Linked DNA regions of Homo sapiens: region 1 is linked to region 2. Evidence: read pairs that join two places in POLR2A ChIA-PET (ENCODE). Cell type or tissue: endothelial cell of umbilical vein. All regions are shown on one strand. Links, peaks and the distances in the headings refer to the core of each region. The heading gives the core; the rest is flanking DNA.

Region 1 (2,918 bases), core at 254-2,753, 100 kb before region 2:
CTCTTTACATCTATAGCTTTAAAAAGTTTTATTATAAATTTCAAAAACATACAAAAGTATAAAGAATAGTATCATAAACCCCCATTTGCCTATTACCTAAACCCACTGATTATCGAGACTTTACTATACAGTGCTTGTTTCTTCACCTATCCCTAACTTAACATCTTTTGTGTATATGAAACATTTTAAAGAAAACTCCAACCACCAGGTTTTTTACCCCAAGGTACTTAGGTCTGCATCTCTTAAGAAGATGGGACACTTTTCATCTAGCTACAGACAGCCATTATCATTACATCTAACAATATTAACAATAACAGTAATTCTTTGGTGTCCACCAACACCCAGTCCATATCAGAATTTCTTCAGGTAGCTCAAAGATTTCCTTTTACAATTGGTTTACTCAAATCAGGATTTCGACAAGGACCACACATTATAGTTGGTTGATATTCTGCATTTAATTACCCTTTTCTCCAAATCAGTGGATTTGTTGAAGAAACTGAATTATGTTGTCATACAGAATGTCCTGCATTCTGGATTTATCTGTTTGTTTCCTGTATGTCTACGTTCTTTTTTTTTTTTTTTTTTTTTTTTTTGAGACGGAGTCTCACTCTGTTCCCGCCCAGCCTGGAGTGCAGTGGTGCCATCTCGGCTCACTGCAACCTCCACCTCCTGGATTCAAGCGGTTCTCCCCCCTCAGTCTCCCAAGTAGTTGAGATTACAGGCATCCACCACCACACCTGGCTAATTTTTTGTATTTTTAGTAGAGATGGGGTTTCACCATATTGGCCAGGCCAGGCTGATCTTGAACTCCCGACCTCAGGTGATCCACCTGCCTCGGCCTCCCAAAGTGCTGTGATTATAGCCATGAACCACTGTGTCCGGTCTTTTTTTTTTTTTTTTTTTGCACACGGCAAATCAGATTTGGGTCTAACTTTTTGGGGGGCAAGAATATTTCATAGGCTGTACTATGTACTTTGCATCATATCAGGAGACACGTACTATCTGTTAGACCTATAGTGAATCTACAGTTGATCAGTGAGTTCAGATGGCAATGACTCCCTTTATTTTAAAGACCCCCGTCAAACTTTCATATGTTCTCATGCCTATTGCCTGAATCATTAATTACCTAGAAGTTGCAAAATGCTTAGTTTCCAATAGTCTCACATATTCTATGTGTACTATCTATAATTCTTTTGTAAAACAGAATCTTCACTATTAATTAAGGCTACTTAGTTACCCTGCTATGTATAATAATTTGAAACAAAAAAACAGGATAGGTGCTTAATTTTTTCCCCTTAATTGACATTTTTCAGAATAAAGAGTTGATACGCCGTACACCTACAGTCGTGATCTATTGTTTGTTTCTTGAATGGGAGGACACCTAACTTTCATTAGGAAATTACGCGTTTTTATGTATTCGGTGTTTCAGGTTCAGTCATATGTTCTTTAATACTAAATTGTCTTATGTTTGGCCAGAGAGTCTCTCCATGTTGGCTTATATGTCCTTTTCATATGACCTCTGTCTTTTATGATTTCCTTCCTTTCTTTCAAGTACAATGAGATTTTCCAGTACTATCTTGTATACTTTCCTGCTCCAATTCTGAAATCAGCCATTTCTCCAAAGAGCCTTTGTTTGTCTTAGTAGGGAATGGTATTTAGAGTCCATAACCAGCATAGTAGGAGTGTTCATTGCAATAGTGTTATTTATTTATTTTTTTAGACAGAGTCTTGCTCTGTTGCCCAGGCTGGAGTGCAGTGGTGCGATCTTGGCTCACTGTAGCCTCTGCCTCCCTGGTTCCAGCGAGTCTCCTGCCTCAGCCTCCTGGGTAGCTGGGATTACAGGTACACGCCACCATGCCCAGCTAATTTTTATATTTTTAGTAGAGACAGGGGTTTCACCATGTTGGTCAGGCTGGTCTCGAACTCCTGACCTCAGGTGACCTGCCTGCCTCAGCCTCCCAAAGTGTTGGGATTACAGGCATGAGCCACCACGCCTGGCCGCTATAGTGTTATTATTTCTCATTGCTACTTGACCTTTATAGTGGACAGAGCTAAGATGTATGTTTTTTATGTGCTTTTGTATTTTTTAGAGACAGGATCTCACTGTTACCCAGGGTGGAGTGAACTGGCGTGATCACACTTCACTGTAGCCTTGAACTCCTGGGTTCAGGCAATCCTCCTGTGTCAGCCTCCCGAGTAACTGGGACTACAGGCACTCACCACCACACCTGGCTTTTTTTTTTTTTTTTTTTTTTTTGAGATGGAGTCTTGCTGTGTCGCCCAGGCTGGAGTGCAGTGGTGCCATCTCAGCTCACTGCAACGTCCGCCACCTGAGCTAAAGTGATTCTCCTGCCTCAGCCTCCTGAGTAGCTGGGATTACAGGCACACACCACTACACCTGGCTAATTTTTGTATCTTTAGTAGAGAAGGGGTTTCGCCATGTTGGCCAGGCTGGTCTTGAACTTTTGACCTCAAGTGATCCGCCCTCCTCGGCCTCCCAAAGTGCTGGGATTACAGACGTGAGCCACTGCGCCTGGCCTATTTTTTTTTTTAAAGGAAAAAAATCAGAAATATATACAGATGATTACAATTCAAAGTTAATATTTCAGGGGTTTTGTTTAACGTCATTGATATTTACAATGGAATCTCTGGTTGGGTGTGGTGGCTCCTACCTGTAATCCAAGCACTTTGGGAGGCCGAGGTGGACAGATCGCTTGAGCCTAGGAATTTGAGACCAGCCTGGGCAACGTGGTGAAACCCCGTCTCTACTAAAAATACAAAAATTAGCTGGGCATGGTGGCATGCCCGAAATCCCAACTACTTGGGTGACTGAGGTGAGAGGATCACCTGAACCCAGAAGGTGGAGGCTGCAGTGAGCCAAGATCATGCCCACTGAACTCCAGCCCGGATAACAGAGT
Region 2 (2,918 bases), core at 123-2,622:
CCACCGTGCTTGGCCCCTGTATAATTTTAAAATTAAAAAAAATTAAAAATACCTGGAGTTCTGGCCTCGAAAATCCCATCCTTGTGCGTGCTGCTTCCAGTCTTGAAGAGTGAACCTGGCCATCAGTGATTCTGAAGAGACAGTGACCACATAGAACCCAGCACAGCAAACTGAGAAACTGCCATTTTTATTGTATTTTATTGTTTCCTGTAGAGATGGGGGGGTCTCACTACATTGCCCAGTCTGGTCTTGAACTCTAGGGCTTAAGCAATCCTCCTGCCTCAGCCTTCCATAGTGCTGTATTACAGGTGTGAGCCACCATGCCTGGCCTGGCCATCTGTATTTTTTTTGTTTGTTTGTTTTTTGTTTTTGAGACAGAGTCTCACTCTGTCTTCCAGGCTGGAGTGCAGTGGCATCATCTCAGCTTACTGCAACCTCTGCCTCCTGGGCTCAAGCCATTCTCCTGCCTCAGCCTCCTGAGTAGCTGGGATTACAGATGCCCAACACCACGCCCAGCTAATTTTTGTATTTTTAGTAGAGACGAGGTTTCACCATGTTGGCCAGGCTGGTCTTGAACTCCTGACCTCAGGTGATCCACCGGTCTTGGCCTCCCAGAGTGCTGGGATTACAGGTGTGAGCCACCACACTCGGCATTTTTTTTTAATTTTTTTTTTTTTTCCTCAGAGACCTTTGTTCTGAGATCTTTATTCCCTCTCCCTGTTCTTTTTCCTTGTCTAGTCTACCTCACAAATCATTTCATGAGTAATTTCCCTAAAGCAAAGAGCAAATATTTATTAAGCATTTGCCATTATTTGTACTCAGTATTTGGTAATGGCAGGAATGTTTGAGGAAAGCTAATATGTTAGTAATATGGAGCAATGTGAAGTTAAGAAGAGAGGGAGATGGCAACCAATCAGAAGACTATATGAGGCCAGGCTTTATTCATCCTGTTCAGAGGTGGTCACAGCTTCCCAATGCCTGCAAAATAAAGGCCAAATTCCTGAGCCTAATATCCAAGACCATCCAGTCTATCCTCAACATACCTTTCTGATATCTTCATTACTTCTTCCCATTAAAAGCCTCCAATTCAGCCAATTTTTTTTTTTTTTTTTTTTTTTTGAGATGGGGTCTTGCTGTGTCTCCCAGGGTGGAATGCATGACACCATCATAGCTCACTGCAGTCTCAAAACTCCTGGGCTCATGTGGCCCTCAGCTTCCTAAGTAGCTGCAACTACAGGTGTGCACCACCACATGCAGCTTCAGCCTGGCTTTTGCATGTGTGCGTACCTGTTCAGTTACTTCTCCTGTCTCCTTAAACCTTGCTTCCTTTATTGATTGATTGATTGAATGATTGATTGAGACGGAGTTTTGCTCTTGTTGCCCAGGCTGGAGTGCAATGGCACGAACTCGGCTCACTGCAACCTCTGCCTCCCGGGTTCAAGCAATTCTGCCTCAGCCTCCCGAGTAGCTGGGATTACAGGCGCCCGCCACCATGCCCAACTAATTTTTGTATTTTTAGTAGAGACAGGGTTTCACCACATTGGCCAGGCTGGTCTTGAACTCCAGATCTCAGGCCATCCACCAGCCTCGGCCTCCCAAAGTGCTGGGATTACAGGCGTGAGACACCATGCCCAGCTGAAATCTTGCTTCCTTTAAAAATAGGATCAAAGTTGTTGTTTCATGGGTACAGAGTTTCAGTTTTGCAAGGTGAAGAGTTCTGGAGATGGATGGCAATGATGGCTACACAACAATGTGAATGTACTTAACACTGCTGAATTGTACACTTAAAAATGGTTAAGGCCAAGTGCAGTGGCTCATGCCTGTAATCACAACACTTTGAGAGGCCGAGGCAGGAGGACTGCTTGAGCCCAGGAGTTTGAGACCAGCCGGGGCAACATGGAGTGACCTTGTCTTTACAAAAAATATTAGCCGGATGTGGTGGCACACACCTGTAGTCCCAGCTACTCCAGAAGCTAAGAGGGGGGAGATCTCAAGTCTAAGTCAAGGTTACAGTGAGCCATGTTCATGTATTGCACTGCAGCCTAGGTGACCGAGCAAGACAGTCTCAAAATAACTAAAGAGAGAGATTCTGTCTCTAAATAAATTAACAGTTTATGGTAAATTTTATGTGTATTTTACAACTGAAAAAGAAATTAGAAGCTGATTTAACTTTTTAAAGATAGACTCAAATCGTACTCTCCTCAAGGCTTCCCTGAGTTCTCTCCTTTGAACTCTTAGAGCTCTTATTATCTTTACAGCTCACATGGATTGTAACCATTCACAATTTTTTTTTTTTTTTTTTTTTTTGAGACAGAGTCTTTTTCTGTCAGCCAGGCTGGAGTGCAGTGGCGCAATCTTGGCTCACTGCAACCTCTGCCTCCTGGATTCAAGCAATTATCCTGCCTCAGCCTCCTGAGTAGCTGGGATTACAGGCGCCCGCCACCACGCCTGGCTAATTTTTGCATTTTTAGTAGAAACAGGGTTTCACCATGTTGGCCAGGCTGGTCTCAAACACCTGATCTCAGGTGATCCACCTGCCTTGGCCTCCCAAAGTGCTGGAATTACAGGCGTGAGCCACAGTGCCCAGCCTTTTTTTTTTTTTTTGTAGATGGAGTCTCGCTCCATCACCCAGGCTGGAGTGCAGTGGTGCAATCTCCACTCACTGCAACCTCTGCCTCCTGGGTTCAAGTGATTCTCCTGCCTCAGCTTCACAAGTAGCTGGGACTACAGGCACATGCCACCATGCCCAGCTAATTTTTGTAATTTTAGTAGAGACGGGGTCTCAACACATTGGCCAGGCTGGTCTTGAACTCCTGACCTCAAGTAATCCACCCGCCTCAGCCTCCCAAAGTGCTGGGATTACAGGTGTGAGCCACCATGCCCTGCCACAATCTTCCATTTTTAATAATTGTTTATCT

What was found. ChIA-PET counts read pairs that join two places held together with the same protein. Peaks named below come from ENCODE experiments on the same cell type or tissue, not always from the same donor. Only the 100,000 strongest peaks of a DNase experiment are listed, where the experiment ranks them.
Region 1: POLR2A ChIA-PET joins it to region 2 with 14 read pairs; 6 of 35 experiments call an interaction of 5 or more read pairs at or near these places.

Annotation. Positions count from the first base shown.
Region 1 is chr17:16,234,869-16,237,786 of GRCh38, forward strand. The region is part of intron 2 of PIGL (phosphatidylinositol glycan anchor biosynthesis class L); the gene reads left to right. Among named protein-coding and RNA genes, the nearest start is that of PIGL, 19 kb to the left of the region's middle. In endothelial cell of umbilical vein, for the core only: no CTCF peak of the experiment used is centred there; a DNase peak (open chromatin) is centred at 1,553.
Region 2 is chr17:16,339,333-16,342,250 of GRCh38, forward strand. No RefSeq gene overlaps it. Among named protein-coding and RNA genes, the nearest start is that of CENPV, 13 kb to the right of the region's middle. In endothelial cell of umbilical vein, for the core only: no CTCF peak of the experiment used is centred there; no DNase peak of the experiment used is centred there.